Regions from separate parts of the Homo sapiens genome. Here region 2 is linked to region 1. Evidence: chromatin loops called from intact Hi-C (ENCODE). Cell type or tissue: OCI-LY7. All regions are shown on one strand. Links, peaks and the distances in the headings refer to the core of each region. The heading gives the core; the rest is flanking DNA.

Region 1 (8,000 bases), core at 1-8,000:
ATTTTTGAGCACTTATCTCATTCATAACTCCACCCCTCATGACCTAATTATCTCCCGGAGGCTCCAACTCCTAATACCATCACACTGGGGGTTAGGATTTTAGGGGGGACACATGTAGTCTATAACAATACCTAAAGTCATATTTTCTCATAATAACTAAATTTTATGTTTGGGACTTTTTTAGGTTTAGCATGAGCTTTAACAGACATAATCTGAAATACTATGTATTACCGAAAAAGCCTAAAAAGGTGGCATTTGATTGCCTAGAATGGATCAGAAAGCACCACCCATGTGAGTACAGCCATGTGATTAGCTGTCTAGAAGTAACAAATGTCTTTTTAGTACCACAATAAGATATATAAAATTGCATATTAAACATTCCTTTTTGCATTATGACAGCACTAACTTGCTCTTTATAGAGCAGACTATTGCAACTCTCTCAATTCTGGAAATTATAAAATCTCATTTGGTTTAATAACAATAAATTCTAACAAAAATATATTAAATACTCCCTCCTACACACGTATATTATAACTTTTGGTTTCAATGTCTTTCCTCAGGCTTCTATCAGTGTTTGAATTATACAGCTTTTTGTTTTAGTGCCTTGTCCCAAGCCTGTCTGCCTTTGCATTATGTTAACTAAAATGAGATTCTGAAATTCATAGTAGTTTTCCATGTAACCCCCTTTCCACTTTTCCATGGAGAATATTTTTGGTATTTCTATTTTATTTTTTAGAAATTAGTATACATATTTGTGTGGACAAATCAGTCAGTAGAGATCTACCAAGAAAAAGTCAGTGATTTCCCCGCTCAGACTCACCTCCCCCAGGCAGCTAATGTCAATAGCTTCATGTGTATATCTAGACCTTTGGCTCAGTCACAGAGAGATGACTTTTCCTTTAATATCTTTTAATTTCCATTTCTAAAAATAACACACATAATAATAAATATAATATATGCTCATTAAAGAAAATTTATATGGCCAGGCACTGTGGTTCACGCCTGTAATCTCAGCATTTTGGGAGGCCGAGGTGGGTGAATCACTTGAGGTCAGGATTTCAAGACCAGCCTGGCCAAAACGGTGAAACCCCATCTCTACAAAAATTATCCAGACGTGGTGGCACGCACCTGTAATTCCAGCTATTCTGGAGGCTGAGGCAGAAGAACTGCTTGAACCCGGGAGGCAGAGGTTGCAGTGAGTTGAGATCGTGCCACTGCACTCCGGCCTGGGCGACAGAGCAAGACTGTCTCAAAAAACAAAAAAGAAAATTTAGAAAGCAACAAAAAGAAGAAACAAAAGACAAACATCACTCAATGAGCAAAATCACTGTTATGTTATTATTAATTTCTAGTATTTTTCTATGCATTTTTTTCTACTAGCATACTATATACGTTTCTACCGTTAATCTACTTTATATATCATGAGCATTTTCCCATGTCTTTTAAAAACTTAGAAAACACTTTTGATAGTTATAGTATATTTTATTTCACAGTTCCCTGTATTTGTTTCCCTAATGTTGCTCAGTAAAATCTTTGTAATTTTTAAAGTTTGAAGTAAAACTTTTGTTTATGTCCTTGTATCACTTTATTTCCTAATTTCCCAGAAAGAAACTGAGTCAAAGGTATTTCTAAGACTCTTGATACATACTGCCATATGCTTTTGACAAAGTTTGTGCAAGAATGGCTTTTCTTTTTTTTTTTTTTTTTTTTTTTTGAGGCTGAGTCTCACTCTATCTCCAGGCAGGAGTGCGGTGGTGCGATCTCGGCTCACTGCAACCTCTACCTCCTGGGTTAAAGTGATTCTCCTGCCTCAGCCTCCTGACTAGCTGGGATTACAGGTGCCCACCACCACACCTGGCTGATTTTTTTTGTATTTTTAGTGAAGATAGCTTTTCACCATGATGTCCAGGCTGGTCTCGAACTCCCGACCTCAAATGATCTGCCCTCCTTGGCCTCCCAAAGTGCTGGGATTACAGGCATGAGCCACCGCGCCCGGCCAAGGATGGCTTTTTTATACCCACATGTATCTAGTGTGAAGTAGAGCCCAGAGTTCATCCAGGTCCACCTCACGAGTCATTAGCAGCGACAGGATTAAAAGCCACATCTCATTTCCAGCACACATGAATTCCTTGCTTGAATTATTCACGTGTGTGGTCTTCCAGCAGTATAAGAACACTACGGGAGATCTATTTATGGTTCATATATTTCTGAAAATGTAGTGTAAATTGTGTTTTTGTTTATGTTAAAAATTCTTGTTTCTCAGTACTCTTGGTTTCTTGGCAGATGATTCAGGGATAATTTACTGCCTCTCCAGGCGAGAATGTGACACCATGGCTGACACGTTACAGAGAGATGGGCTCGCTGCTCTTGCTTACCATGCTGGCCTCAGTGATTCTGCCAGAGATGAAGTGCAGCAGAAGTGGATTAATCAGGATGGCTGTCAGGTAACATTTTTAAAGATAAACAAATAATAGAAATAATCTTTTATAGCATATAACCAAACATGCACATGTAGAATGCAAACTGTTTTTACCTTGAAGGTAGTAAACATCAAAATAAGACTGAAATTTAAAAAACAGATTTTCTTTGAGACTTCTAAAGTTGCTTTTTCTTTCATAAAAAAAATCTGCTTGAGATATAATTCACATATCATAAAATTTATCCTTTCAAAGCAAACAAGTTAGTACTTTTTAGTTTATTTGCAAAGTTGTACAATAATCATCTCTATCTAATTCCAGAATTTTTGATCACCATAAAAAGAAACCTCATACCCAGTCACTTCCCCCACCCCCTAATGCCTGGAAACCACAAATCTACTAACTACTGCTAACCTGTTTCTAGAGTTTATTACTCTGTACATTGCATGTAAATAGAATCATACAGTATGTGGTCTTTGTGACTTTTCTTTTTTTTTTTTTTTTCCGGAGACAGAGTCTCACTCTGTCGCCCAGACTACAGTGCAGTAGAGAGATCTTCGCTTACTGCAACCTCCGCCTCCCAGGTTCAAGTGATTCTCCTGCCTCAGCCTCCTGAGTAGATGGGATTACAGATGTGCGCCACCATGGCCAGCTGATTTTTGTATTTAATATTTTTAGTGGAGACTCAAACTGGTCTCGAACTCCTGGCCTCAAGTGATCCACCTGCCTCAGCCTCCCAAAGTGCTGGGATTATAGGCATGAGCCACCTCGCCTGGCCTGTTTGCTTTTATTTAGCATAATTTTTTCAAGATTTATCCATATTTTAGGATATATGAGTACTTCATACCTTTTTATGGTCAGATAATATTCTGTTATATGGATATAACACAGTTTGTTTATCTACTCATCAGCTGGTTAGACATTTGGCTTGTTTCGTTTCTTTCTTTTTTTTTTTTTTTTTTTTTTTGAGACAGGGTCTTACTCTTTCATTCAGGCTAGAGTGCAATGGCATGATCTCTGCTCACTGCAGACCGTACCTCAAACAATCCTCCCACTTCCCAAGTAGCTAGGACGACAGGCGCACCACTATGCCTGGCTAATTTTTTTATTTTTTGTATAGACGAGGTCTCCCTGTGTTGCCCAGCCTGGTCTTGAACTCCTGGGCTCAAGTGATAATCCTGCCTCAACCTACCAAATTCCTGCGATTATAGGTGTGAGCCACCATCCCCGATGTGTTTCTACTTCTTGGCTACTATGAATAATGGCTTTGTGAGCATTCACGTACAAGTTTTTCCACGGACATATGTTTTCAGTTCTCTTGGGTAGACACCTGGGAGTGGACTTGCTGGGTCAAATGGCAACTCTTTGTTTAACTTTTAGAGGAACTGTGAAACTGCTTTTCAAAGTGGCTCTGCAGTTCTGCATTCTCACCAGCAATGTATGAGGTGCCAGTGTCTCCACGTCTTCACCAATATTTTTTATTGTCCAGCTTTTTTAATGTATTCATCCTTGTGTGTGGGAAATGGTATCTCTTTGTGGGTTTTTTTTTATTTACATGGAAGACCACACACGTGAATAATTCAAGCAAGGAATTCACGTCACCCAGGCTGGAGTGCAGTGGCGCAATCTTGGCTCACTGGAACTTCCGCCTCCTGGTTCAAGCAATTCTCCTGCCTCAGCCTCCCAAGTAGCCGGGACTATAGGCACATGCCACCACACCCAGCTTATTTTTGTATTTTTAGTAGAGACAGGGTTTCACCATATTGGCCAGGCTGGTCGTGAACTCCTGACCTCATGATCCGCCCACCTCAGCCCCCCAAAGTGCTGGGATGACAGGTGTGAGCCACCACGCCTGGCCCTCTTTGTGGTTTTGATTTGCATTTCCCTAGTAACTAACAATATTGGGCATCTGTTTCCGAGATGAGAAATTTGCCGTCACCCAGGTGGGTGGGGAGGAAAGCTGAAAATACTTTAGGCATCTCTTTTTTTTTTTTTTTTTTTTTTTTTTTTTTGAGACGGGAGTCTCACTCTGTCGCCCAGGCTGGAGTGCAGTGGCGCGATCTCAGCTCACTGCAAGCTCCGCCTCTCGGGTTCACGCCATTCTCCTGCCTCAGCCTCCCGAGTAGCTGGGACTATAGGCACCCGCCACCACGCCCGGCTAATTTTTTTTTGTATGTTTAGTAGAGACGAGGGTTTCACCACGTTAGCCAGGAGGGTCTCGATCTCCTGACCTCGTGATCCGCCCGCCTCGGCCTCCCAAAATGCTGGGATTACAGGCGTGAGCCACCGCACCCAGCCTACTTTAGGCATCTCTTATTGTGGTAAATGCCAGCCTTGGATAGATCCCTCTAAATGAAAGGATGAATTTCAGCAAAACAACTAATAATTACTTGGAGCCAATGAAAAGTTTCAGCTCAGGAAAAAGTATTTACTTTGAAGATTCAGAGGAAAAATATCTCTCAAAATTGTTTTCTCTGGGAAAACAGAAAATTTTAGAGGATATCAGTTTAGTATCCCGAGAAAGATATAAGAAGACTTAATATACGTGAACTAGTAACAACTTCCATAAGATCACAGGGTGAGATGAAGGGAGAAATAAAAATCCAGTTTATGGCCAGGTGCAGTGGCTCACCCCTGTAATCCCACCACTTTGAGAGGCCGATGTGGACGGATCACCTGAGATCAAGGAGTTTGAGACCAGCCTGGCCAATATGGTGAAACCCTGTCTCTACTAAAAATACAAAAATTAGCCGGACGTGGTGATGGGCATCTGTAGTCCCAGCTACTCAGGAGGCTGAGGCAGGGGAATCACTTGAACCTGGGAGCCGAAGGTTGCAGTGAGCCGAGATCGTGCCACTGTACTCCAGCCTGGGAAACAGAACAAGACTCTATGTCAAAAAAAAAAAAAGAAAGAAAAATTCAGCTTATCCAAGTAAGAAAAACAAAACTAAGAGCAGAATTATATATTAAGACACAAATGGAATGACTCAGTCTCAGTGGAGACAATAGAATCAGTGATGTAGTGAGTAGCTTGAGAATGCAAGGGAAAAAAGAGATTAAAATGGGGTGGGGTGGAAATTATCTTTGTTGACAAAAGGAGGTAAGGATTCAGCCTAAGAATAGTAAGTGTACCCAAGCAAGAAAGCAGGATAATTGAAACAGATAAGTGTGTTATAAATAAATACATAACAAATATATAACAAAAATAATAGAAGACTGTCTTCAGAATTGGAAGAAGGAAGACTGGGACTGAAGAATTTCGTACCCAGCTCACTGTCATTTATGTTGAAACCAACAAAAGGTCATTTTCAGATATGCAAAAAGTTTAGAAATACATCACTCATTTGTCTTCACTGAAATACTGATTTTAGTCTTCCCAAATTAGTTTATATATTTAACCCAAATGCCAGTGTTTTGTTTTTTTTTTTTTTTTTTTTTTTGGTTTTTTGTTCTTTTCCCTTTGATAAACTTTTTCTAAAGTTTGCCTGGAAGAATATTCAAGTGAAAATAACTAAGAGAGTTTGGCAAAAAACCTAATAATACAGGAACACTAGTTTGCAGTACATTATAGGCAGATCAGTGGAACAGGAAAACATGTAAAAACAATACATGATAAGGAAAAAGTTTGCATGAAAGGGCCAGGCATGGTGGTTCACACCTGTAATCCCAGCACTTTGGGAGGCCAAGGTGGGAAGATCACTTGAGCCTAGGAGTTCAAGACCAGCCCAGGCAACATGGCGAAACCCCATCTCTACAAAAAATACAAAAATTAGCCTGGCATGCTGGTGCACACCTGTAGTCCCAGCTTCTCGGGAGTCTGAGGCAGGAGAATAGCTTGAACCCTGGAGGTGGAGGTTGCAGTGAGCCAAAATCACGCCACTGCATTCCAGCCTGGGCAACAGACCGAGACTGTCTCAAAAAAAAAAAAAAATGATTTTTTTCAAGTGCTTTAAATGGTTATGTATAGTATAAATAATCTACAATGGAGATATATATATATATATATATAACTTTGATAAAAAATATGGTTAAACAATAGGGGTTTATAAAAACCTAATTATTTCTGCTCTCAGACTAATTAATCCTTACAGTCAGCATGTAATATTAGCCTACACCAGCTCGACAGACTTGATCTCGTTAGATTCATGAGATAGAATAAAACTTGGCCATTATTCTTCACAAAGAATGATTGTGGCTTGAAGTTTTAAAAGCGCAGAAATAAAGAAGGAAATCACAATTAAACAAAGCCACTTTTCCCAATTTCAAGAAATAAGAGCTTTCAGAAAGAGTTGGCAGCCTTGCATCCTCATCTGGAGGCTGCAGGCGGTGCCTCACAGCCCTGTGCCCGCCCTGATACTGGGAGATGCACCTGGACTTCATGGAACCCTGTGGGTCATGCTTCCGGACCTGTCGGCTGACACATCTTGCTGTGCAGCTTCTCCACCTGCTCTCCATCACTAGAAGCTACAATAGTCTTTCTGTTTCCAAGGAGATTTGCCTTTGATCAGAGTGCCATAAATGTAGATGGATGACTAACCGAGAGCGCAGGCCACTCACCGCCATTCCTGGTGTTGATAAATGTACCCCTTTACTGTCCACATACTCCAGAGCTTGCAGTTCCTTCCGCTGGTACTCACAGTTACTGAAATCATGTCATTAGTCTCAGTCTGCCTGCCAGATATTTCAGATGCCTTTGAAATACTGTTCTTGCAGTAGCAATTCATTTTTTTAAGTGCTAAAAAAAAACTTGCAGTTTTATTTGTGAAGTGTAATTTTGCCTGGAGATATAACATTTTGGTCTGGGTTAAATAGCTCCTAAATTCTCAACTGAAATGGATATCCTTGAAAACTGATTTATCAAGCTCCTGAGAGTGAACTATCACCTTGCTTCCACTAAGTAATTTGTAAGGTCTAAGATCCGCAGTCCCTGGTGTTTTTTTTTTTTTTTTTTTTTTTTTTTTTTTTTTTTGGTATAAGTAGCTCTCAGACTTTTACCCACATGAGTTTCCATTAAAATTGTACAAGCTTTGACTTTAAATCAGCTGATGAATAGAAGGAGTTGATGTGTGATCAGCTGGTGCTATTGGGAAAACTGATGATAAGCAGTGGAGCAGGTAAGAACGTATTGTTCCTGAACCATTGGAGGAACTAGCAGCAGTGACCTCTGAGGAGCCCTGGGAACACCCTGGAGCTCCTGAGCAACACGTTGCTTGTGATCACTGACCTGGATATCATGACTGTGTGAGCAACACCCCCCACACCTCAGTAGCAAAAACAGAGAACAGTGGCAGCACATCGTGGGCTGACTGCAGTTGATTCTGGCTCTCTTACATGAGAATGCCAAGTCATACAAGAAAGTGCCTGCCATGCTGAGCTTCTCTTTACCTTCTTGGGTTTTAATGGCATTGCAAGTTATCAGTATAAAAACTCATATTAGTTATACTAAATAGTTGGACCAAGTTAAGATATTAGGTTGTTATGTAGTGTGCATTTTAAAGTAAAACAAATGATAGAGCTTTTAGAAGCATCTATTATGAAAATGTTCCTTCAAGTCTGTGCCTTATGAATCTAATAAGCTTTTGC
Region 2 (16,562 bases), core at 7,048-15,047, 67 kb after region 1:
TGATCACACTGTTCCGTCTCCCTCATCAGATCTATGAGATTTTTTTTTTTTTTAAGACAGAGTCTCACTGTGTCACCCAGGCTGGAGTGCAGTGGCACAGTCATAGCTCACTACAGCCTCAAACTCCTGGGCTCAAGGGATCTTTAGCCTCCCCAGTAGCTGGGACTACAAGTGTATGCCACCATGCCCAGCTAATTTTTAAGTTGTCAAGACAAGGTCTTGCTTTGTTACCCAGGCTGGTCTCGAACTCCTGGGCTCAAGCAATTTGCCTGCCTCGGCCTCCCAAAGTGCTGGGATTACAGGTGTGAGCCACTGTGCCTGGCCTGATCTATGAGATCCTTAAAACAGAAGCTGTGTCTTACCCACCTCTCACTGTGCCTTTGAGAATCAAGGGACACGTGGTTGAATGAATGAATGAATGAATGAGAGAAAAAATGAACAATACAGGGTCCTAAGCCAAAGTGGTCCACAGGGCCCCCATAAACCCGTAAAAGACTGACGAGACAGCTGTTGAAGGTCTGCATGTGTACCTGTGAACACAGACAGGCTTCAATCTCAATCTTAATAAGGGCTCCTCAGAAATGAAGCTCAGGAAGCAAACAAACATGGGAAATGATGGCTAAACACAAACAGGTGGGTTTTGCTTTTATTTCCTTTTAACCATAGGACTCCTGAGTCCTTGTAATATATAGTAAAGAGTCTTGCTCTGTTGCCCAGGCTGGAGTGCAGTGGCACAATCACAGCTCACTGCAGCCTCGAACTCCTGGGCTCGAGCCATCCTCCTGCTTCAGGCTCCTGAGTAGCTGCGACTACAGGTGTGCACCACCACACCCAGCTAATTTTTAAAAAATTCTTTTAAGAGACAAGATCTCACTATGTTGCCCAAGCTGGTCTCAAACTCCTGGGCACAAGCAATCCTCCCACCTCAGCCTCCCGAGTAGCTGGGACCACAGACACACGCCACCATGCCTGGCTAATTTTTGTATTTTTTGTTGAGACAGGGTCTCTCTATGTTGCACAGGCTAGTCTCGAACTCCTGGGTTCAAGCGATCCTCCTGCCTCATCCTCCCAAAGTGCCGGGATTACAGGCGTGAGCCACTGTGCCCAGGCTAACAGCCTTTAATATATTAAAGTACCCCAGGAGGGAGAATGCAATGTTTCCATGTTTTCCTTATCTGACTATAAAACAATTTTTTTAATGGACCAGAGACGATGGATTCATGGAGTTACTGTGAGGAAGACACTCAGCATCGTGCCTGGTATCGTGTGTGCTTCATAAACGCCAGCCATAGCATGATTCTTTATAAAGGCACCAGCTGCATTTATGGAGTAAATGCCTTTCTTGTGTCATCTCGCTTGACTGGCAAAGCCATAAGGCCAGGTGAGGAAGATGAGGCAGGGGATGAAGAGGATATAACACGTAGGAGGTGAAGTCACTAACCCAAATCCTTGCAGCCGGCAAGTGGTCAGAATTCTTGGACCAGGTGTGAGGCCTTAAGAGAACAAGCTAGCCCAGGGCTTGGCATGAAGTAGGTGCTTAATAAAGATTGGTTTTAGCCAGGCGCAGTGGCTCATGCCTGTAATCTCAGCACTTTGGGAGGCTGAAGCAGGAGGATCACTTGAGCCCAGGAGTTCCAGACCAGCCTGGGCAACACGGCTAATCCCTGTCTCTACTAAAAATACAAAAAGATTAGTCGGGTGTGGTGGCGCGTGCCTGTAATCCCAGCTACTCGGGAGGCTGAGGCAGGAGAATAGCTTGAACCTGGGAGGTAGACTTTGCAATGAGCCAAGATCGCACCACTGCACTCCAGCCGGGGCAACAGAGCAAGACTGTCTCAAAAAAAAAAAAAAAAAAAAAAAAAAAAAGACTGGTTTCTACCATGCCTCCCTCCTCCCTCCTTCCCATTCAGCCCAGAGGTTCTGGCAGGGCAGACAGAGCTCCAGGCCAAGGACCCCCAGGTGGATGTACAGAGCAGACCCAGGCTGAGCCCAATCTTTCCACCCTGCAGTTCAGCTCCTCCCTCCCCTTTCTCTTCCCAGTCTTCCTGAACCTGCACCTGGCCTCTCTGCACACCCCCGCGTTATTTGGGGATGTAAGAACTCAGGGTTCCCTCCCTTATTACTTCTCCTTGTCCATCCTGGTGATAGTGCTTGACTCTCAACACACAAAAGGGGCTTTAAAATGATCCTTTGAAAAAATAATTTTTTTGCTGGGCACAGTGGCTCACGCCTGTAATCCCAGCTCTTTGGGAGGCCAAGACAGGCGGATCACCTGAGGTTGGGAGTTCAAGACCAGCCTGATCAACATGGAGAAACCCCGTCTCTACTAAAAATACAAAATTAGCTGAGCGTGGTGGTGCAGCTCTTCGGGAGGCTGAGGCAGGAGAATCGCTTGAACCCAGGAGGCGGAGGTTGCAGTGAGCCGAGATCATGCCATTGTACTCCAGCCTGGGCAACAAGAGTGAAACTCTGTCTCAAAAAAAAAAAAAAAAAAGAAAGAAAAAAAAGAAAAAATAATTCTTTAAAACTCTTTTTTAGAGACAGGGTCTCACTCCATCACCCAGGCTGGATGTCATCATAGTTCACTGTAACCTTGAACTTCTGGGCTCAAGCAATTCTCCAGCCTCAGACTCCTGAGTAGCTGGGACCACAGGCGCATACCACCACGCCTGGCTAAAACTGGTTCCTTTTTTTTTTTTTTGAGACAGTGCCTTGTCCTGTCCCCCGGGCTGCAGTGCAATGGCACAAACACTGCCCACTGCAGCCTTGACCTCCTGGGCTCAAGCGATCTTCCCCTACAGCCTCCTGAGTAGCTGGCACCACAGGCACGTGCCACCATGCCTGGCCAAATTTTTTTTTTTTTTTTGTAGGGATGGAGTCTCACTATGTTGCCCAAGCTGGTCTCAATCTCCTGGGCTCAAGCCATCCTCCTGCCTTGGCCTCCCAAAGTGCTGGGATTAAAGGCATGAGCCACCGTGCCCAGCCTAAAAATGGTCTTGATTCAATGAGTGAGTAAATGAAGCCTGTGCCCAGGGCCTGCCAGGCCCCCTGGGGCTGCCCACAGGGTAAACACAGACCCACACGGAGCCCCACTCCAGGCCTGGTCGAAAAAAATGCTGCTCCAGCTGAAGGCTTTCTCAGAGAAATGACTCAGCCTGAGCACTCAGATGCAACTTCCACGTTTTATGGACTGAAGGTGCTTTCATAACAGCTGGTGATGATGAGCCAGAGGCGGGCTATAAACAGAGCGGTGATCTGGTCCTGAACACTCAGGTCTCAGCCCCCACCCACAAGCAGGGCCTCTGAGGCTGTGGCTTCTCCACACTGGTGCTGCTTTGTGCTGGCAAATAGCACAGGCCCCCAAAATGACCTGGAGGCTCCTTAACTGAGGAGGCAGATGAGTGACAGGGCCAGACCTGCAGCCTCAAGGGCCTGGCTGTGCCCTCCCTAGCTCCCTTGGGCCTGGGAGCCTTCCATGAACCTGTGGCCTGGGACCAAGAGCATGGGGGGCCTAGTGATGTGCCTGGTGGGGAGCGGGGAGTGCTGCCAGCAATGACAGTCCCGCTGGGGGGACGTGGTACAGACTCACTGAGACACAGAACCCTGTGAGCAAGGGGGGTTCACTTAATCCTCCCTGAGGACTCAGACAGGTGGGCTGCAGGCAGTGGGGTAGCCTTGCCTCTCACTCATGCCCACCCACCCATTTGCTCATTCATTCAGACAAGCGTGGATTGAGTATTTTCTTTTTTTTTCTTTTAAAGACAGGGTTTTGCTCTGTCGCTCAGGCTGAAGTGCAGTGGCATGATCTCAGCTCACTACAGCCTCATCCTCCCAGGCTCAACCGATCCTCCTGCCTCGGCCTCTCAAAGTATTGGGATTACAGGCGTGGCCCACGCCTGGTGAATTGAGCACTTTCTTTCTTTTTCTTTTTTTTTTTTTTTTTTTTGAGATGGAGTCTCACTCTGTCATCCAGGCTGGAGTGCAGTGGCATGACCTCGGCTCACTGCAACTTCTGCCTCCCGGGTTCAAGTGATTCTCCTGCCTCAGTCTCCCAAGTAGCTGGGATTACAGGCACCCACCACCACGCCCGGCTAGTTTTGTATTTTTAGTAGAGATGGGGTTTTACCATGTTGGCCAGGCTGTTCTTGAACTCCTGACCTCAGGTGATCCATCCGCCTCGGCCTCCCAAAGTGTTAGGATTACAGGCGTGGGCCACTGCGCCTGGCAAATTGAGCACTTTCTTTTTTTTTTTTTGAGACCGGGTCTTGCTCTGTCACCAGGCTGGAGTGCAGTGGCCCAATCTCAGCTCACTGCAACCTCCACCTCCCAGGTTCAAGCGATTATCCTGCCTCAGCCTCCAAGTAGCTGGGATTACAGGCACGCGCCATCACGCCCGGCTAATTTTTTGTATTTTAGTAGAGACAGGGTTTCACCGTGTTAGCCAAGATGGTCTCGATCTCCTAACCTCATGATCCACCCACCTTGGCCTCCCAAAGTGCTGGGATTACAGATGTGAGCCACCGTGCCCTGCCAAATCGAGCACTTTCTAAGTGCCCACCTGTCAGCGTCACCCCAGGCTTTCCCATCTCAGCCCGTGGCTCCACTCTCCTCTAGCTACTTTGGCCAAAAACCACAGAGTCATCTTGGATCCCAATTTTTGCTTCACCCCCACATCCAATCTTTCGGCGAGTCCCGTCTGCTTTACCTCGGCACATCATCAGTGCGCTCAGTGCACTTCCCAGCCACCTCCCACGCTGGGCTGCTAACCTTCTGCCAGGTCACCATAGCTACCACCAGCTCCTCCTGACCCTTTGGCCTTGGTCTCTAAAACCCATTCTCCTCTCATCAGAGTGACCTCATCCCAGCATCATTCTGACCATTTCTCATCTTAAAGTCCTCAAAAGGGTCCTATCAGATATTAACAATTTTTAAAGAAATTAAGACAGAATGGCTTTGGCATCTGGCTATTAAAAAAAAAGGGTAGGGGGGGCCGAGTGCGGTGGCTCATGCTTGTAAACCCAGAACTTTGGGAGGCCAAGGTGGGAGGGTCCCTTGAGCCCAGGAGTTCGAGACCAGCCTGGGCAACACAGAGAGACCCTGTCTTTACAAAAACAAAATTAGCTGGGTGTGGCGGCACATGCCTGTAGTCCTAGCTACTTGGGAGACTGAGGTGGCAGGATCACTTGAGCCTGGGAGGTTGAGGCCGCGGTGAGCTGAGATCATGCCACTGCACTCCGGCCTGGGTGACAGAGTGAGAGCCCATTTAAAAATGAAAAATAAAGGGAAAAAAAAGGACAGAACAGGAGTCCCGGAGACAGAACCTTGCATAAATGAGAATTTGCCGTATGACAGAGAAGCATCACCAACCAGTGGGGAAAAGATAGACTCTTTTATAAATGGCGTTGGGACAAGTGGTGATCCATATGGGAAAGTAAAATTAGATCCCCACCTAACACCACACACACAACTCCAGGTGGATTCAGGACTTACATGTGAATAACAAAATTTTAACACATTTAGAAGAAAATATAGAAGAATATTTTTATGACCTCAGGGTAAGGAACAATTTCTTTTTTAAATAAACTTTTTGTTTGATTACAACATGCATAGTGTACAAGTCATAAGGGTGCCGCTTGATGAAATTTCACAGTGACCCCAGCTGTGTAGCCAGCATCCAGATCAACAAGCGGGATGTAAGGCCAGGCACGGTGGCTCACTCCTGTAATCCCAACACTTTGGGAGGCCGAGGAGGGCGGATCAGAAGGTCAGGAGTTTGAGACCAGCCTGGCCAATATGGTGAAACCCCGTCTCAACTAAAAATACAAAAATTAGCCCGGCATGGTGGCACACACCTGTAGTCCCAGCTACTTGGGAGGCTGTGGCAGAAGAATCGCTTGAACCCTGGAGGCGGAGTTTGCAGTAACCCGAGATCGTGCCACTGCACTCCAGCCTGGCGAAAGGGCGAGAATCCGTCTAAAAAAAATAAAAATAAAAAACACAACAACAAATGGGACATAGCCAGTGCCTTCCAAAGCCCCCACGTGCCTCTTTTTTTCTTTCTTTTTTTTTTTTGTTTGAGACGGAGTCTTGCTCTGTTGCCCAGGCTGGAGTGCAGTGGCATGATCTCGGCTCACTGAAACCTCCGCCTCCTGGATTCAAGCAACTCTCCTGCCTCAGCCTCCTGAGTAGCTGGGACTACAGGCACACACCACCATTCCTGGCTAATTCTTTTTTTATTTTTAGTAGAGACGGGGTTTCACCAGTTGGCCAGGATGGTCTCGATCTCCTGACCTCATGATCCACCCGCCTCAGCCTCCCAAAATGCTGGGATTGCAGGTGTGAGCCACCACACTCAGCCTTCTTTTTTTTTTTTTTTTTTTTTTTTTGAGACGGAGTTTTGCTCTTGTTGCCCAGGTTGGAGTGCAATGGCACGGTCTCGGCTCACCGCAGCCTCCCCTTCCTGGGTTCAAGTGATTCTCCTGCCTCAGCCTCCCCAGTAGCTGGGATTACAGGCATCCGCCACCACACTCGGCTAATTTTTTTTTTTTTTCTTTAGTAGAGACAGGGTTTCTCCATGTTGGTCAGGCTGGTCTCAAACTCCCGATGCCAGGTGATCCTCCCGCCTCAGCCTCCCATAGTGTTGGGATTACAGGCGTGAGCCACCGTGCCCAGCCTTTTTTTTCTTTTCTTTTCTTTTTTTTGAGATGGAGTCTCACTCTGTTGCCCAGGCTGGAGTGCAATGCAATGGCGTGATCTCAGCTCACTACAACCTCTACCTCCCGGATTCAAGCGATTCTCCTGTCTCAGTCTCCCAAGTAGCTGGGATTACAGGTGTGTTCTACCACGCCCAGATAATTTTTGTATTTTTAGTAGAGACAGGGTTTCACCATGTTGGCCAGGCTGGTCTTGAACTCCTGACATCAAGTGATCCACCTGCCTCAGCCTCCCAGAGTGCTGAGATTACAGGTGTGAGCCACGGCACCCAGCTCCTCATGCCTTTTGACAGGAAAGAGTATCTTAGGCACAAAAGGTATCAGCTACAATGGAAAAAAATTGATGAGTCTGATGATATTGACATTTAAATCTTAAGTTCAACAAAAAAAAATGCCACAAGATTAAAGGATACGTACAGCTGAGCACCATGACTCGTATCTGTAATCCCAGCATTTTGGGAGACTGAGGCAGGCAGATTACTTGAGCTGAGGAGTTTGAGACCAGCCTGGGCAACATGGCAAAACTCTGTCTCTACAAAAAATACAAAAATTAGCCAGGTGTGGTGGCGTATGCCTGTAGTCCCAGTTACTTGGAAGGCTGAGGTGGGAGAATCACTGGAACCTGGGAGGCAGAGGTTGCAGTGAGCTGAGACTGGGCCACTGCACTCCAGCCTGAGTGACAGAGCAAGACCCTGTCTCAAAAATAAATAAATAAATAAATAAATAAATAAATAAATAACAGATATGCACAATATGGAGGAAATATCTGCAATATAATCAGCAAATTGGTATCCAGAATATGTAAAGGTCTTCTGCAAATCAAGAAGAGAGACAACCAACCCAACAGAAAATTTGGCACAGGTTATGAACCTTATAGGAAAAAAAAGCCTAGATGGCCAATAATCATATGAAAAAGAGGCTCTGGGCTGGGCATGGTGGTTCATGTCAATAATCCCAGCAATTTGGGAGGCCAAGGTGGGAGGATCACTTGAGTCCAGGAGCTGGAGAACAGACTGGGCAGCAAAGTGAGACCTCGTCTCTACAGAAAACAAAATAATTAGCCGGGCATGATGGTGCATGCCTGTAGTCCCAGCTACTCTGGAGGCTAAAGCAGGGGGATGGATTGAATCCAGCAGATGGAGGCTACAGTGACCTATGATCATGCCACTGCATTCCAGCTTGGGCAGCAGAGTGAGACCCTGCCTCAAAAACAGAAAAAGTCTCTGTCTCAATAGTATCAGAGACATGTAAATTTTTTTTTGAGATAGTCTCACCCTGTTGCCCAGGCTGGAGTGTACTGGTGCAGTCTCAGCTCACTGCAACCTCCACCTCCTGGGTTCAAGCAATTCTCCTGCCTCAGCCTCCCAAGTAGCTGGGATTACAGGTGTGCACCACCACGCCTGGCTAATTTTTGTATTTTTAGTAGAGACGAGGTTTTGCCATGTTGGCCAGGCTGGTCTCGAACTCCTGACCTCAAGTGATCCACCCACATTAGCCTCCCAAAGTGCTGGGATTACAGGCGTGAGCCACTGCGCCTGGCTGAGAAAGGTAAATTAAAACAACAAGGAGATATTATGTCTCACCCATCAGATAATTTAAAATGGAAGAAAACATAAAAGCTGATATTATTAAATGTAGACCCAAATGAGACTCCTTAAAAACACCAGCTCTGGGCTGGGCGCGGCGGCTCATGCCTGTAATCCCAACACTTTGGGAGGCCGATATGGGTGGATCACGAGGTCAGGAGATGGAGACCATCCTGGCTAACACCGTGAAACCACATCTCTCCTAAAACTACAAAAAATTAGCCCAGCATGGTGGCACGCACCTGTAGTCCCAGCTACTCGGGAGGCTGAGGCAGGAGAATCACTTAAACCGCAGAGGCAGAGGTTGCAGTGAGCCAAAATCACATCATTGCACTCCAGGCTGGGCAAAAGAGCAAGACTTCGTCTCAAACAAACAGACAAACAAATAAAAACCCACCAGCTCTGGAGAAGATTGGTAAAGCCACTTGGAAGTGACACAAAATGGCAGCTTGAAGGTCAGGTCAAGATCAGGGTGAAGGTGAGAACATCTGTGAGCATTCCTCTTCCAGGCAGAGACTCTACAGAAGCTCTATGAGCATCCCAGGAGGAAGAAATTGGAAACGTCATCAAGGAGATACACAAGGTATGATACACTCATACAATGGAAAATGGCCGGACAAATGAAAGAAACAACATCAAAGTGAATTATCATAAGATACACCAAGCAGGGCCAGGGTGGGGCCAGGTCCACCTCTCCTGTTGCCCAATCTTGAAGGTGGCAGAGGACCTTTGAGGCACCTTGCTGGCCCACTGAGGAGCTGTGGCCGAGGCACACGCCCATCAGGGCTGACTCCTTGCTGGGAACTGGGTCAGGTGGATGGACGTGGTGACGAGCAACAGTGAGGTTTCCCCCACATCCTTTCACCTGCCCTGCTGCGTCTGCTGCTGAGTCAGGATCCATCTGGGGAGCCACCGTGGGACACTCTCCCCTATGGGAGAGTGGTAAGGTTCTGGAGTAACACATGGGACTGGAAATGTTTCTGTGGCCATTTTTATTTTTATTTATTTTTTTAAGACAGAGTCTTGCTCTGTTGCTCAGGCTGGAGTGCAGTACTGTGATCTCAGCTCACTGCAACCTCTGCCTGTGGGAGTTCAAGCAATTCTTCTGTCTCAGCCTCCCAAGTAGCTGGGATTACAAGCACCCACCACCACGCCTGGCTAATTTGTGTATTTTTAGTAGAGATGGGGTTTCACCATGTTGGCTAGTCTGGTGTCAAACTCCCGACCTCAGGTGATCTGCCCATCTGAGACTCCCAAAGTGCTGGGATTACAGAGCTGAGTGACAGAGTGAGACTCTGTCAAAAAAAAAAAAAAAAAAAAAGAAAGGAAGGAAGAGAAATAGAAAGAAAGAAAGAAAAAGAAAGAAAGAAAGAAAAGAAAGAAAGAAAAGCTGGAATGAGTCAGGGCAGAATCATAGAATGTCTGGGTGTGAATCCTGGCTTCCCTCCTTTCCAGTGAAGCAACCTTGGGCGAGTGGCTTGACCACTCTGTGCCTGTTTCCTCACCTGTAGCAGTTAGGAATGCATTTGGCTGCAGGTAACTGCAGAGCTCCAACCTCCCGCAAAACAGCAGCTTTGTTCATTTCATCTTGAAAAGCTCAGCCATGTGCGGTTGCTGGTTTTGGTTCAGGAGGTCAGAGAGAGGATTCATCATCTTTGTCTTTTTTCTTAGAAAAACCTGTTTACCTGAAGACTTCCCCTCAATGTCACTGCCAAAGGGAAGCCTTGCAACCAGGCTGCCGGTTGCACGGATCCAACATTTGCTCTGTGGGTCTCAGCCTGGGTCAAACTCACACCTCTAAGGGATGTTTGGAAATGTGTGGAGTCATTTTGGGTTGTCACAATGATTTAGCTGCAATGCATAGAACAGTCTTATATGAAGAATTGTCCTGCCCTAGAAGAAAAAAAAATGTCCCACCCAAATGCCAAAATGTCTGTGCCCCACTGAAAAGCTCCAGCCTCCGTAAGTGGAGGCAGTGAGTAGGGAAGGGCTGAGACAGATGCAGGTCAGGCACCAGCCCTCACTCCTGCCACATCCAGCTTGTAGGGCTGTGCCAGGGAGCATGGGGATGTGCCCAGGCCAGCGCCTGGCATGAGCACATGTTGGGGTCCCCAAGGCGTGCCTAAGGGGCGCTTTGGCCAGAGCACTGTGGCAAGGTCTGAGACTGGCAAAGAATGACCCCGGGGACTGAGCAGTGGATGCAGGTGGAAACAGAGTGCCTCTGATTTTCCTCTGACCTTCTTGCCTCTCTTCAAAGCCTGCCTGGCCCTCGGAGGCTGCCCAGTGCATCATAGTACATCCCACGGTGGCTCCCCAGATGGATTCTGACTCAGCAGCAGACGCAGCAGGGCAGGCAAAAGGATGTGGGGGAAACCTCACTGTGGCTCATCACCACGTCCATCTGCCTCACCAAGTTCCCAGCAAGGAGTCGGCCCTGATGGGTGTATTCCTCAGCCACAGCTCCTCAGTGGGCCAGCAAGGTGACTCGAAGGGCCTCTGCCACCTCTAAGATTGGGGAACAGGAAAGATGGACCTGGCCCCACCCCAGCCTGCGGGTCACCACCCATGGCGGGACAAGTGAGAAAAGTTGGCCTTGCTCACCGCTGGAGCCCAAACCACAGGTTTCATTTCCCCTTGATAAAGACAATGTTTGCTATTGTTGCATCTGATGGTAAAAGCAAGTCATATTCACTATCAAAAAGTTTGAAAGGCGGCCGGGCACGGTGGCTCACACTTGTATTCCCAGCATTTTGGGAGGCCGAGGCAGGCGGATCACAAGGTCAAGAGATCGAGACCATCCTGTCCAACATGGTGAAACCCCATCTCTACTAAAAATACAAAAATTAGATGGGCATGGTGGCGTGCACCTGTAGTTCCAACTACTTGGGAGGCTGAGGCAAGAGAATCGCTTGAACCCGGGAGGCAGAGGTTGCTGTGAGCCCCAAGATTGCACCACTACACTCTAGCCTGGCAACAGAGCGAGACTCCGTCTCAAAAAACAAAAAAAAAAAGGAAAATAAGAATCCAGCCTCAAGCCTGTCACCCAGGAACAATCACTCTAGTTGGCTGGTGTATTTCCCTCCAGTCTTTTTTTCAGTGTATGTATATAAACTTTATTTATATATATTATTTTATAGCCAGCTGCTTTTTTTCTTTTAATTCTAAATGATGGGCTGTTTTTTGTTTTAAAACACTGTAGACCAGCCAAGTGTGGTGGCTCAAACCGGTAATCCCAGCACTTTTGGAGGCTGAGGTGGGCAGATCACTTGAGCCCAGGAATTCAAGACCAGCCTGGGCAACATGGCAAAACCATGTCTCTACCAAAAATAAAAAAATTAGCCAGGCATGGTTCCATGCACCTGTAGTCCCTGCAACTTGGGAGGCTGAGATGGGAGGATCACCTGAGCCCAGAGAGGTCGAGGCTACAGTGAGCCATGATCATGCCATCACACTCCAGCCTGGGTGACAAGAGTGAGACCCTGTCTCAAAAACAAACAAACAAACAAACAAAAAAAAACACAGGCTGGGCACAGTGGCTCATGCCTGTAATCCCAGCACTTCGGCAGGCCAAGGTAGGTGGATCACCTGAGGTCAGGAGCTCAAGACCAGCCTGGCCAACATGGCGAAACCCTGTCTCTACTAAAAATACAAAAATTAGCCGGGTGTGGTGGCACACGCCTGTAATCCCAGCTACTTGGGAGGCTGAGGCATGAGAATCGCTTGAACCCGGGAGGTGGAGCTTGCAGCGAGCTGAGATTGTGCCACTGCACTCCAGCCTGGGCGACAGAGCAAGACTGCATCTCAAAAGAACAAACAAAAACAAAAACCACTGTAGACCAAGCAAACTCAACTCTTCCTCCTCCCATGCAGTGCTCCCTCTGCCTGTTTCCCCACATCACCTGTGTGATGGGGAGTGGGGGGGCACACAGCGAGGCTGAGGACTCATGGAATGACCCTTGGGAAGCCAGAATGGGCACGGGTACACATTTCCAAGCAGGAGACTCACTGATCTACCCACCCCGGGTCCCCAACCACACTGGGAATCCCCTCCATGAACGGGAGGAGCCTCTATCACACACACACACACACACACACACACACACACACACACACACGGAGACCACAGAGAGAACATGGGCACCGTGGGCAACTGTTTGAAAATTTCTGAGCTGCTTCTCAGATAAAGAGAGCACTCTCATCTTCCTTGTCCTTCTCCAGAATCAGCAGAAATCAAGTTTCTCACCTTCCAAGCTCAGCCAAGAAATTTCAATTCCAGTGACGACAGAGCTGGTGTGGGGTGGATGGTTCCCATGGGAAGGTGTGGGTCACAGGCTGGGCTCTTAGTACTGGGAAAGTCCCTAGGCCAAGTCAGAATCCCAGGTGTCCTCCCTGAGCACCTGCTGTGTGCAGGATGCCATGCCAAACATTTTATGAATTAGTTCATCCCATTCTTGTGACACCTCAGCAGGGGAGGTATCAGTACCCCCATTTAATGGATGAAGAAATGGAGGCCCTGCAAAATTAAGCCACAGGCCAACTTCCTCATGGATGGATCAAGCATCTGAAGCCAAGAGAGTGGACATGGCCTGTCCAGACTGGGGACCAGCGCAAGGCAAGGTTTATCCTGCTGGGCCAGGCCCGGCTGCCTCTCTCAGAGGGCACTGGGGAGTTTGCCCTGGACACAGGCTAGGGGCAAAGGCTCACATGGACATGTCGAGTCAGCTGCCAGATCCTGGGCTCTAGGCCTCCCCAACATCTTCCCAATGCACCCAGCTGACTCCTGGAGTCCAGAAAGTCCAAACTGTAGAAGGTCACCCCAAGCGCCCTGGGACTTCGCACTCTGCGCTGGCTGACATGTGGGGCTGGAATGGCTTCTTCCACTGGGCGTGTATGTGGGCGTGGGAATGGACACATGTGCTCTGTCTCCCGGCCCAACTGTCCAGTCACAGGCGACAGCATCTGGGTCTGTGGCAAGTTCAGAGCTCCAGACCTGCCTTCCCCACTGATGCCCTGTGTGACCTGGACCCGGTCTCACTCCCTCCCTGAGTCCCAGTTGTTCTTCTCTTCTGTGGAATCCTAACCCTGTGATTCCTGAAGGGGAGGGACAGTAAAGACACATTTCTTTCTTTTCTTTTTCTTTTTAAGAGAGAAGATCTGGCGGCCGGGCGTGGTGGCTCATGCCTATAATCCCAGCACTTGGGGAGGCTGAAGCAGGTGGGTCACCTGAGGTCAGGAGTTTGAGACCAGCCTGACCAACATGGTGAAACTGTGTCTCTACTAAAAATACAAAAATCAGCCAGGTGTGGTGGCAGGCACCTGTAGTCCCAGCTACTTGAGAGATTGAGACAGGAGAATCACTAGAACCCGGGAGACGGAGGTTGCAGTGAGCCGAGATCGTGCCACTGTACTCCAGCCTGGGTGACAAAGAGAGACTCTCTCAAAAGAAAAAAAAAAGGAGAATCTGGCTATGTTGCACAGGCTGGAGTACAGTGGCTATTCACAGCACCATCCCACTACTGATCAATATAAGAGTTTTGACCTACTCTGTTTCCTACCTGAGCCAGTTTACCCTTCCTTAGAAAACCTGGTGGTCCCCATTCCTGGGAGGTCACCATATTGATGCTGAAGTTAGTGTGGACCAGCATAGTGCATTATAGCCCAGAACCCCTGGGCTCAAGCCATCCTCCCGCCTCAGCCTCCTGAGTAGCTGGGACTACAGGGGCATCAGGTGCATGCCACCACACCATTTCACCTCTTGTGCTAATTTTTTTTTTTTTTTTTGAGACGGAGTCTCACTCTGTTGCCCAGGTGGGAGGGGAGTGCAGTGGTGCGATCTCAGCGCACTACAACCTCTGACTCCCGTCATGTTCAAGGGATTCTCCTGCCTCAGCCTCCTGAGTAGCTGGGATCATGGGCATGTGCCACCACGCCCAGCTCCTTTTTGTATTTTCAGTAGAGATGGGGTTTCATCACGTTGGCCAGGCTGGTCTTGAACTCCTGACCTCAAGTGATCTGCCCGCCTCAGCCTCCCAAAGTGCTGGGATTACAGGCATGAGCCATGGCACCTGGCCTCGTGCTAATTCTGATAGATTGGCAGTGACTTTTTGGATCACTGTGGGGAGAAGGGCTCCGCAGCGGTATGGTGATAGATTGGCAATGTCAGTGTCTGCCATGGGCTAGGAGGCAGCAGTAGTGGCTTCTGTGCTGTGTGTTTGCTATAAATGTGAACCCCCAAACATCCTGTCCACATGGACCCTGAAGGATTTCCCCAAATGCTACCCATAGGTGATATGTCCTAGTAACCCATTTCTATGAAGACTGAGCCCTTGGAAATGCTGAGGCTGTTGAGGGGTTTTACATTGGTTCCTGCTTCTCACAGCCACTTCCTGTCCCAGATACCTGGCCCCAGTGTCTGCTCTGGGGTTTATCTGTGAGGTCACAACTGTTGTCTTAAGGCCTTTGATCCTGAGGATTCCTGTCACATAGAACAGCGTTCTCAGGCTGCCTCCTTTCCTGGCAGTGCCCCTGCTTCTAAATGCCCCCATTACCAAAACACACCCACTCTTGACCCAGTCAGGGGTGACATGCAAACTCAGACCTGGTTTATGTGGCTGCAATGTTGAATCACCTGACTTTCCAAACAGTGCATCTTAAAAGCAGACACTGGGCTGGGTGCGGTGGCTCACGCCTGTAATCCCAGCATTTTGGGAGGCTGAGGTGGGCGAATCGCTTGAGCCCAGGAATTCGAGACCCGCCTGAGCAACTTATCAAGACCCCATCTCTATTTTAAAAATAAATAAATAATTAATTAATTTAAAAATAAAAAAAAAAAGCAGACACTGAAGTCTCTGTAATGGCGAAGTTCCAGACATGTGCCAGGTGGATGGGGACACATCTGAGGATATAGGGACTGCCTGACATTCCTCAGATCATCCCGAACTGGTGTGCGTCCAGACTGGCTTCACCTCACCTTTGTCACTGTTTGCTAAGCCCTGAGCAGGTCTCTGCTGTATTTCCTCCTGGAGAGTCTTGTTTGGCTGTGATAGGCGATTCCGCTCCACCCTGTTTCCCAAGACTTCTGGGATGTAGGGCTCCCCACCCAGTGCTGAGGACCAAGGGAAAAGCCTGGTGCTCGAAGAGTCAGTCAGTGGTTCCAAAACTCCCAGACAATGGCTGCGGGGGAAGACAAAAAGTATTCCTCAGGATCCCAGAATTTTCCTGAAAGCAGGAAAATTGGAGGTCCCGTAATCCCACCTCTGCCCAGTGCACATATCCTTTCCACAGCCCCTCACCAAATGGCTCGCCAGCTTCCACTTGAATGCCTCCAGAGACGGGGAGCTCAGTTGGAAAGGATGGAGGTTATAGATATTGTGTGTTTCTTCGTGTTATTATGTAAACTCAAGTTTTCCAAAGTGAAATCATTCATTCCACAACTGTTGATGGAGCACCGACTAGGTTCCAGGCACTGTCTAGCCATCAGAGATATAGCAGTGAGAAAAACACAGAAATCCCTGCCCACCACATAGGCCTGACATTCCCATGGGGGAAGAAAGGCAATAAACAAGTGAGAGTACTGAGGACGTCCTGTGGCAAAAAGTGCTACGTAGAGAAATGACGTGAGGATGAGGGACGGGGAGTGCTATGTTTGCATTTCAACATCCTGCAGTCAGCAAAGGTGATAGTTGAGAAAAGTCCCAAAAGAGATGAGGGAGCTGGGACAAGCAGGTGTCATGGAAGAGAGGTCCAGGCAGAGGGGTGGCCAGTGCAAAGGCCCTGTGGCAGGAGCGTAGTGGGAGGGAGGGGGAAACAGCAGGAAGGCCAGTGTGGCTGAGCTGGATGTGCCAGGTGGTGGACCGTGGGAATGTATAATGAAGGCCGATGGAGCTTACCTAGAAATGTCTTTCATAACACAAGAAACTGGATTTTGCCTGGGTATGGTGGCTCATGCCTGTAATCCCAGCATTTTGGGAGGCTGAGGCAGGCAGATCACTAGGTCAGGAGTTCGAGACCAGCCTGGCCAACATGGTGAAACCCCATCTCTACTAAAAATACAAAAATTAGCTGGGCTTGGTGGCACTTGCCTGTAATCCCAGCTACTCAGGAGGCTGAGGCAGGAGAATCGCTTGAACCCATGAGGCAGAGCTGCAGTGGGCTGAGATCGTGCCACTGCACTCCAGCCTGGGTGACAGAGTAAGACTCTGTCTCAAAAAAACCAAAAAACAAATTATCCAGGCTTGGTGGCACATGCCTGTAATCCCAGCTA

The links. Hi-C counts contacts between places; a loop is a spot of excess contacts. Peaks named below come from ENCODE experiments on the same cell type or tissue, not always from the same donor. Only the 100,000 strongest peaks of a DNase experiment are listed, where the experiment ranks them.
Region 2: it touches region 1 in a loop (4-fold over the local background); 2 of 110 quality-filtered maps call a loop at or near these places.

Annotation. Positions count from the first base shown.
Region 1 is chr15:90,782,638-90,790,637 of GRCh38, forward strand. BLM (BLM RecQ like helicase) reads left to right here. Exons shown (of 22, transcript NM_000057.4): 13 at 185-291; 14 at 2,284-2,444. Among named protein-coding and RNA genes, the nearest start is that of BLM, 69 kb to the left of the region's middle. In OCI-LY7, for the core only: a CTCF peak has its summit at 3,933; DNase peaks (open chromatin) are centred at 3,784 and 4,344; H3K4me3 peaks cover 1,932 bases; H3K27ac peaks cover 4,498 bases.
Region 2 is chr15:90,842,186-90,858,747 of GRCh38, forward strand. It overlaps LOC105370969 (a long non-coding RNA gene), which reads left to right. Exons shown (of 3, transcript XR_932610.3): 3 at 10,557-11,444. It also overlaps the pseudogene RN7SL363P. Among named protein-coding and RNA genes, the nearest start is that of FURIN, 18 kb to the right of the region's middle. RefSeq lists enhancers at 2,654-3,270, 3,028-3,147, 10,562-10,651, 10,662-10,711. In OCI-LY7, for the core only: no CTCF peak of the experiment used is centred there; DNase peaks (open chromatin) are centred at 9,936, 10,896 and 14,706; H3K4me3 peaks cover 1,387 bases; H3K27ac peaks cover 1,885 bases.